2 separate regions of the Homo sapiens genome follow, and region 2 is linked to region 1. A link is a loop called in an ENCODE intact Hi-C map of the cell type or tissue named here. Cell type or tissue: PC-9. All regions are shown on one strand.

Evidence for each region. Peaks named below come from ENCODE experiments on the same cell type or tissue, not always from the same donor. Only the 100,000 strongest peaks of a DNase experiment are listed, where the experiment ranks them.
Region 2: it touches region 1 in a loop (27-fold over the local background); 2 of 110 quality-filtered maps call a loop at or near these places.

Annotation. Positions count from the first base shown.
Region 1 is chrX:131,707,824-131,712,823 of GRCh38, forward strand. It overlaps FIRRE (firre intergenic repeating RNA element), which reads right to left. Exons shown (of 10, transcript NR_152876.1): 9 at 3,828-3,897. Among named protein-coding and RNA genes, the nearest start is that of FIRRE, 120 kb to the right of the region's middle. RefSeq lists an enhancer at 3,138-3,432. In PC-9, no CTCF peak of the experiment used is centred here; DNase peaks (open chromatin) are centred at 2,818 and 3,378.
Region 2 is chrX:132,620,210-132,625,209 of GRCh38, forward strand. No RefSeq gene overlaps it. Among named protein-coding and RNA genes, the nearest start is that of HS6ST2-AS1, 45 kb to the right of the region's middle. In PC-9, no CTCF peak of the experiment used is centred here; a DNase peak (open chromatin) is centred at 2,192.

The DNA of each region.
Region 1 (5,000 bases):
GCCCTCTTCCAAGTGTACTTTACTTTCTTTTCATTTCTGCTCTAAAGCTTTTGAATAAACATCACTCCTGCTCTAAAACTTTCCTTGGTCTCTTCTTCTGCCTTATGCCCCTCAGTCGGATTCTTTCTTCTCAGAAGGCAGGAATCGAGGTTGCTCCAGACCTGTTTGGATTCAACGCTGGTAGCACAGATAACTTCAACCGCTAATATATTTATACAAACACAACCCAAAGAAAGCCAAACACCATTTCATAGTTGACAGTGTTTACTGTATGATTGTTATACCAAATAGGCCAAATATATCATGTTTGGACTTCAGAGGACTTAATATCTAAACTAGTAATTATGTCAGAAAAAAATATAATTTATAATTTAATTTTGGAAGCTTTGTCAAATATCAATGGTTTAAAACACTTGATATTATAAAATCAAATCCCAGGTCACCATGAGTCATTTAATTAGCCAAAACAATAACTCAAAATGTTTTAAAACGGAAAAAACCTTTACTCATTAAGAGGGAGACTTAGCTCTCCAAACAATCTGTCTTTTTTTCTTTCCCTTCTTCTTCCTACAGTTTATTCAAAAGGCAAACAAAAATCTTTCATCATTTCTTAATATCACATGAAAATCTTGTTCAAGAGAGAAAGCCAAATTTCACCATTGTATTAGTGCACTATTGATGTCAAACCCAAATCTTAATGAAACCTTATGGACAAATCTATCCAATTTTAATGTCTGACCATAAGGTAAGATTCTTATAAATCTTTTATAATTCTTTGCCAATTTTTGTTAAAGAGCAAATTAGTGCTGTAAGAAAACTCTGTTGTACTTTTTTTTTTTTTTTTTGAGACGGAGTCTTGCTCTGTCGCCCAGGCTGGAGTGTAATGGTGCTATCTCGGCTCACTGCAACCTCCACTTTCCAGGTTCAAGCAATTCTCCTGCCTCAGCCTCCTGAGTAGCTGGGATTACAGGCGCCCGCCACCACACCCAGCTAATTTTTGTATTTTTAATAGAGATGGGGTTTCACCATGTTGGTCAGGCTGGTCTCGAACCCCTGACCTCGTGATCCACCTGCCTCAGCCTCCCAAAGTGCTAGGATTACAGGTGTGAGCCACCATGCCCAGCCAACTCTGTTGTACTTTTATTCCAATGTTCAATTTATGGAAAAATTAAATAGTACCCCTTTAACTTTAGCTAATATGTTCACACACAGAATTTCATTTACAATTAATTTGTCACAAGCCTTCCATAAGTGTTCAAACCTTCAGATTTTTCTACCTAACTTAAAACATTATTATTTTAGAGAGGCAGTGTGACAACTGTTTGACTACCGCCTGATGGTCAGCTGACATTCCCAGTGGGTCGGCAAGAGCCCTCTCCTGCCCTGCTCATATCTGACTAGCGACCTACTATAACTGCTTCAGATATGGGACACTGTCTCATATGTAGGGCTGCTCTCTTCCACAAAAATGGTCAGACCAAGCTATTTCTCCAGGAGGTAGTTTAGCAGTCCCCAGCCTTTTTAGCATCAGGGATCGGTTTTGTGGAAGATAAATTTTGCACAGTCCAAGGTTGGGGATGGTTTCAGTTAGATTCAAGCTCACTACATTAATCATGCACTTTATTTCTATTGTTATTACACTGTAATATATAATGAAATAATTATACAACTCACCATAATGTAGAATCAGTAGGCACCCTGAGCCTTGTTTTCCTGCAACTAGATGATCCCATCTGGGGGTCATGAGAGACAGTGACAGATCATCAGGCATTAGATTTTCATAAGGATAGCCCAACCTAGATCCTTGCATGAACAGTTCACAATAGGATTCATGCTCCTATGAGACTCTAATGTTGCCAATGCTGACAAGAGGTGGAACTCAGGCGGTAATGCAAACGATGGGGAGTGGCTTTAAATATCAGTGAAACTTTGCCTGCTCCACGCTCACCTCCTGCTATGCAGCCCAGTTCCTAAGAGACCACAGAACAGTACAGGTCCGTGGCCCAGGAACTGGAGACCCTTGATCTAGCAGATATCTAAGTCTACGTTAGGTGAAACAGCGTGGGGAGTCTAGATGTCATTTTGTCATTTCCAGGAATGGGGGTCATTGAGAAATGCTTCCCAGAGGGTCGTTAAGACACTTCTATTTTTGTTTTGTTTTGTTTTGTTTTGAGACAGGGTTTCACTTTGTCTCCCAGGAAGAAGTGCACTGTTGCCCACTGCAACCTTGACCTGCAGGGCTCAAGCAATCCCCCCAGCTTAGCCTCCTAAGTAGCTGGGATTATGGGCAGGCACTACCGTGCCCAGCTAATTTTGTGGGGATTTTTATACAGACAGAGCTTCACCATGTTACCCAAGCTGGTCTCAAACTCCTGAGCTCAAGCAATCCACCTGCCTCAGCCTCCCAAACTGCTAGGATTGCAGGCATGAGCCACCGGGCCTGGCCGAATCTTTAAAACATTCCTGAATGCCAATAGCATCTATGTCTACAGACCATCAATCAACTCTAACCAGCTTGAGGGAGAGCTAGGTACAGTCAAGGATGTCACAAAAGCCAGGTCCCTTACCCTGGAATGCCTGCCTGAATCTTCAGAGGCCAGGAGAAGTCCTACCTGAAGAAGATCTTGAAGCACTGGAAGGTCACACTACAGTACCAGACTAATATTACATCCTTTTTTAAAAGATTCAGATACTGAGATAACAAACAATGAAAAAGAATGTCATGGGGAACAAGTCACCCATACAATTTTAGCCACCCTTGTTGATTTTTCAATTATGAGTCATGGAGTATCTGGAGGTCTCCACACCTAAGGGTGGATATCTTCATGAAGAACTAGCTTTGAAGCTGGTACACAGAACGCTCGCTAGAATGAGATAAATACTGGTTTCCTCAGGACTAAAAAATGCCATCATTCTCAGGGAATGTCCAACGGAAAAGAGCCACCTATCTGCCCTCCTTGAGAGAACTGAGATTACCATCAGTGTCCTAGTATGAGAAAAGACATTCCCATGAACTTATAAAGTCACAGATAATCCTGGCTTGTGGGCTTAGATAATTGCTTAGGCTTTCCATTACATTCTTGCTTCCTGGAAGCAGCTAGCTCAGTCCTGGTCCCTCACTCACCAGATACTTCACTAAGACTTTGCATTTGTCCATTGATTGTGCCAGGCCTCAGAGAAAAGGGTAGGAATGCCAACTTGTGTCTTGGGCCTGTTCAGCCTCCACTGGCTTTTCCTTCCGCGACGGCTAGGGTTTACGTGGAGGAAATGCTCACGGCTTCGGATGCTATGAAACTACTTCCGCATGATGGCAGTATTGTCCCAGAAAAGCCAAGTAGCGCTAGGCGCTCCTCTCCCGCCCATCACGTTTGAAAAAAATGCCATGAAGGGACAAAGACAACAGAAACTAAAACTATCTAACATTTTTGCTCAACTTGCATAAATGTATTCCACTCTTGGCATTTTGCTTTTGGCTTCCATTGTTTTTTTTGTTTTTGTTTTTTCTTTTCACAGACGGAGTTTCGCACTTGTTGCCCAGGCTGAAGTGCAGTGGCTCAGTCTTGGCTCACGGAAACTTCCGCCGCCCGGGTTCAAGTAACTCTCCTGCCTCAGCCTCCCAAGTAGCTGGGATTACAGGGACGCACCACCACGCCCGGCTAGTTTTTGTATTTTTAGTAGAGACGGGTTTCACCATGTTGACCAGGATGGTCGTGAACTCCTGACCTCAGGTGATCCACCCACTTCGGCCTCCCAAAGTTCTGGGATTACAGGTGTGAGCCACCGCGTCTGGCCCCATCGGATATTAAACTGAGATCTAATCCACTCACCCTCATCAAGCATCTCCTGTTTTCAAGAACTCAGTATTGGCCAGCCAGGATTGCTCCAGTGCACTCCAGCCTGGGTGACAGAATAAGAGTCGGGCTCAAAAAAAAGAAAAGAAAAAGAAAGAAAAAAAGAAAAGAAAAGAAAAAGAACTCAGTATCCGCACAACCAAGTCTTTCCCTTTCTGCTTTTTCACTCAGCATCATATCTGAAGGGTTTTATTGTGATATCGAATTGTCTTGTAATATTAGGGACAGACCTCAGGGATCCATGCCTACGGAAACAAACAAACAAAAAAGCAACAACAAATGTTTACCCCTAAGGTCTTGGAGAATAGCAAAGCTAAGCACCAGGCCATGTGGTTCTTGTCCTGACCCTCTGTCAGGCCTCTGAGCCCAAGCTAAGCCATCATATCCCCTGTGACCTGCACGTACACATCCAGATGGCCGGTTCCTGCCTTAACTGATGACATTCCACCACAAAAGAAGTGAAAATGGCCTGTTCCTGCCTTAACTGATGACATTGTCTTGTGAAATTCCTTTTCTTGGCTCATCCTGGCTCAAAAAGCTCCCCTACTGAGCACCTTGGAGCACCTTGTGACCCCGACTCTGCCCGCCAGAGAACAACTCCCCTTTGACTATAATTTTCCTTTATCTACCCAAATCCTATAAAACAGCCCCACCTTTATCTCCCTTCCCTGACTCTCTTTTCAGACTCAGCCCGCCTGCGCCCAGGTGAAATAAACAGCCATGTTGCTCACACAAAGCCTGTTTAGTGGTCTCTTCACACGGACGTGCATGAAATTTTGTGCCATGACTCGGATCAGGGGACCTCCCTTGGGATATCAATCCCTTGTCCTCCTGCTCTTTGCTCCATGAAAAAGATCCACTTACAACCTCAGGTCCTCAGACCAACTAGCCCAAGGAACATCTCACCAATTTTAAATCGGGTAAGCGGCCTCTTTTTACTCACTTCTCCAACCTCCCTCACTATCCCTCAACCTCTTTCTCCTTTCAATCTTGGTGCCACACTTTAATCTCTCCCTTCTCTTAATTTCAATTCCTTTCATTTTCTGGTAGAGACAAAGGAGACACGTTTTATCCATGGACCCAAAACTCCAGCGCCGGTCATGGACTAGGGAAGGCAGCCTTCCATTAGTGTTTAATCATTGCAGGGAC
Region 2 (5,000 bases), 910 kb after region 1:
AGCAGGAGACAACTGGACATTCAAGAAGGCAGATTCAAGATTCAAGAAGGCAGGAGACAGCTGGAGATTCAACACCAGGTTGTTTCATTCATGGGGGGAGGGGGTTAGAGCAGGGCTCTTGGCCCCAGGAAAGGGATACAGCTGGGAATCACTTCCTTAATAAGTATTCTCTGACCTCCCTCCTGGCTTCCTGTTTCACTGGCCCTAACTCACAGTAAAGTGCTCAACACAGGTTTGTCAAATGAATGGGCTACAAGACAGAAATCAAGTTACCAGAAGCTGGACGCTAGATCAGCAAGCTAGAGCTAGGTAAATAAATGCTTCCAGGCCAGGGTTGGCAGCTCATGCCTGTAATCCCAGCACGTTGGGAAGCCAAGGTGGGAGGATCACTTGAGCCCGGGATTTTGAGACCAGCCTGGCCAACATAGTAAGACCCTGTCTCAACACAAAATAAAATTATCCAGGTGTGGTGGCTTGCCCCTGTGGTCCCAGCTACTTGGGAGGCTGAGGTGGGAGATTCTGATTCAGATCATCTGCAGTGCGGCCTAGAGAATCTGCATTTCTGAACCACATCAGGGAGGATTCTGAAGCCACAGGCTCATAGCTTCTGTTCTGAGAAAGTTTTAGGAAGATGAGCCCGGTGATCAAGAAAGAGGCTGAAGACAGAAGGATAGTTAAGAAGACATTGGGACCATCCAGGTGGGCTACATACAAACCTGCCTTAGAGTGGGAGTGCTGGGAATATGCCAAGGTCCTGGGAGTTTGGAGAAAGCATGTGGACACTGGGAAGGGATGGGAAACTGGACAACTTACTGATGCTTGTTAGTGCTTCTTAGGTCAAGCCATTTTTTTTTTTTTTTTGAGACAGGGTCTCGGTCTCTCTTTGTCACCCAGGCTGGAGTGCAGTGGCACAATCACAGCTCACTGCAACCTTGACCTCCCAGGTTTACATAATCCTCCTGACTCGGCCTCCTGAGTAGCTGAGACTACAGGCACACAATACCATGCCCAGCTAATTTTTATCTATATTGTAGAGAGAGGTTTCGCCATGTTACCTGGGCTGGTCTCGAACTCCTGGGTTCAAGTGATCCTCCCCACTCAGCCTCCCAAAGTATTGGAATTACAGGGATTACAGGCATGAGCCACAGTGCCCAGCCTTCAAGCTTATCCTTGATAAATGCTATTCATCTTAACTAATCAGTGTTCAGGCTCCTTATTTCAACTTCCTTCCTATGTGTTCAGCCTTGTGAAGCCAGAATCCATCTTTTTGACCGAATTCATAATGTCTTTGCCATATGGTCTCAAGGGCCTTGATGAACATGTAATCCTACTCTAGGTAGTTTCAGGGACAGAAGACCGCCTTCAGGACTGAGAAAAAAAAAAGCAATCTTGTGTTTTGGATGAATCCATGAAAAGGCTGATTAAGATTGGCTCTAGTTGGCTGGTTAGGTCCTATCAAGCTATGGTGTAGCACTCTCTTTTAAGACTTGACTGTTCTTCTCAGGTCCTTATAAGTTACATGAAATCCAGTAGAGCATTTTTAAGTCACAAAAACTGTTAAACTTTTCTTAGGCCCAGTTAGGCATCATTAAATCTTACTAATATTAGTGAAGTCACAAGATTGAACCAGGCATAATGAAAATAGAATTTGTACAACTTAATGAGATTTGATGAAGATTATTGAACCTTATTCTGTCCTTAAGGCAATAGGACTAAAATTTAAAAATTCAAATTGGATAAATGCAGAAGTTCATTTTTCTTCTTTTTTTTTTTTTTTTTTTTTTTTGTTTAAGTAAAGTGAGCTAGCTGAATTTACAAGCCCTGTGTGTCCCATTCCCCGAGGGCCCTCTGTGACTACTAATTTGAAAACTAATATGTGCTAACTTTTAATGGGTTACTCTCTCTCCTCCCTCCTAGGTGGCATAAATGCATCTTAATAGGGTCTTCTGGACATGCTCCTTTCACCCACAGAAGAGAACCTTGGAGTGTAGGCATTCCAGGCACCAAGCTAGGCCCATAAGGGAAGCAGCTAGACCTTTGGGGTCCTCGCAGATCTCATCAGGCAGACAAGCCCATACTCCAGCAATATTGGGTGGAGAGATGAGTGGGAAACGGGCGGGGCTGGAAGTGAGTCATCCTTGGCTAAGTGTGATAAAGTAGGTCCCCAATCAGCCAGAGACACCAGATAATGCCTTTTCATTGCTGGAGAGAGAATCTGTGACTCACTTGGCATTTTGTGGGTTACATCTTTCAGAATGTTTCTGTCACTGGCTGCATTCGAAGCTCAGAAGTAAACTTTAAGATAAGTCTTTATACATTTGATTATGTTACATTTGAAACACATTTGTTTTATTTTTTAGAAAGGTTTCCTTAAATTAGTCACAACAGGAAATATACTCTTTTTCTTGCAAATATTTTTAATTCTTGATCTCAGAGTCAGTCTTTAGCTACTGAAGATATAGGAATTCAGCAGACATCTAGTCCTTATGCTAATAACAGTAATAATGATTATTATAATACTATCAAACACATATAAAGTTTATTTTATCATGCCTGTAATCTCGGAACTTTGGGAGGCCATGGTGGGAGGATTGAGCTCAGGAGTTCCAGATCAGCCTGGGCAACATAATGAGACCTTATCTCTACTAAAATTGTAAAAAATTAGCTGGCAGTGGTAGCGTGCACCTGTAGTCCCAGCTACTCGAGAGGCTGAGGCTGAAGGATCAGTTGAGCTCAAGAGGTTGAGGCTGCTATGAACTATGATCACACCACTGCACTCTGACCTCAGTGACAGAGTGAGAGTCTGTCTCTAAAAAAATAAAAATGAAAAGTAAAGTTTATTCTATATCAGGCACAGTGTTAAGTGCTTTACAGATACTAACTCATTTAATCCTCACAACAACTCTCTGAAGTTACAGCTTTTATTTTCTCCATTTATAGGTGAAGAAACTGAGGCATGGAGAGGTTAGAGACTTTCTCAAGGTCACAGAGCTGGTAAATGGTGGAGCTGGGATTCAAACCCAGGCAGCATGCATATAGAGTCTATACTCTCAACCTATAACATCAGCAGTAATCAATTTTGTTGGGATAAACCATCCACTATATTCCTGTTTTGGAAGGGAATCCATGATACACTGCTGAACTTTTTCATAAAAAAAAAAAGAAATCAGGTAACAATGAGAACAATATGGTTTTATCCTTTTAAATAAATATATGTGTTTGTGTGTGCGGTTGGGTTGGAGGAAGAGCAGGAGGGAAGGGGGAGGGGGAGAGATAGCAGATTTGAATGTGGCTAGGACAAGGAGGTCTGGAGGAAATCATAATCACAGTAGTTATTTTGGGGAAGTGGGAGTTGTATAGGTAATTTCACTTTTTACTTTACATACTTATATATTGTTTTAATTTTTAAAAGCATGTGATAAAACACATACACACACGCACACACTCCAAGGAACTGGCAGGCATCAGCTATGTAAGACTAATGAAGAACTAATTAAGCTCTCACCTATAATTACTGACACAGCATGTGGCTGGGATTTCTGCAATCCTGAGAGAAAAGACCAGGTTCTCCCGTGCTTTCAGGCCTAAAAGCAGTGACTCTCACATAGTAGGTACTCAGTAAATGTTGTTTGTGGTGATATGGTATTGGAAAGTATGTTGTTTGAATCACATCCTTTTATTCTCTCAGACTCTGGGGTCATTATAAACTCCGCCAAGTTTTCAATACTTAGGAAATTTTGATCTGCTCTCTCGTTCCAGGGCTGACCAACTTTTTCTTTGGGGGGCAAGAAAATAAGTATTTTAGGCTTTTGGGGCCATAAGATCTCTGTTGCAACGACTCCTGCCACTGTTGCATGAGAGCAGCCAGGGAAAATATGCAAAGAAATGGGCGTGCTGTGTTCCAATAATACTATATTTACAAAAGCAGGCAGAGGGCTGCATTTGGCCCCAGGACAGTAGTTTTTGGACCCTGCTCTAGCTGCTCAGAACAGTGCCATTTGTACTGAGAAACAGCTCATTTGCTTTGTTTTCAGGATAGTTTTCTCCTGAAGTTCTGAGGGCTTTGCCCATTTGTGAAGGTCTGAGGGATGTACCTTGGAAATTGTGAGGTGTTGATCAAATTCCTTGGACACTTAAAACTGTCAGGCGGCCTCATTCTTGCCAAGTGAGAGATTTGAGTTGCCTTATTCCACAGTCCCAGAGGGTTACTTTCAGAGTCAGCATACTCTGTGTTTTTGCTAGAACTTTCTACAAAGTACTCGGCTTTTGTTTCTTTGCTTGGTTCAATCTCTAGAGAAGACAAGAGAGAAGAAACTTCCAGTCCACCTCTGATGGCCATTTGTGCAAAAGGAATATGCTGTCTCCCCTTTCCCAACTTTCAGTGTCAAAAGCAGTGTCTTCAGGTCAATGAATGCAAGAAAGCTGTGGGTTGCACATCGCCAACCTGGAATATTCTGTGGTTCTCTTCTGTGACTCAGACCCAGCATGCAAGTTTTATGCTTCTTTTTACCCCCGTACTCCACCCATGGAAGGAAACCATCCTTCCCATTGTGACAGCTTTATTAGACCCATCACCCAAAGGTAGTTCTGGTTGTACTTGGTTATCACCCCTATTGAGAATCCTAATTAAGTCCTGAGGAACCGAGCCAATTCGTTGTTTCTTCATTTTAGCTCCTCCCTGGGCTGCCTCAATAGCTCATTTCCTTAGCAGGTTTCCTATCTTTTCTCCACTACAGTTAGAGCGCCCTGCTCTCCATGAGTACCTACCCTCCTCAGGGGAAAAGGGAACCAAACTTTATTTCTGAAATATTTCAAGTTCTTGGACTTTATGTTCCTGTTCACAGATCCTCCCAAGGGGGTGTAGGATCTTTATACAATCAGGCCCTTTGGCAGCCCAAATATTGATCAAGAAGCAGTTGACAGGCAAAACCATGTAAGCTGATATGGTTAGACTTTTTGTCCCCACCCAAATCTCATCTTGAATTGTAATCCCCATAATC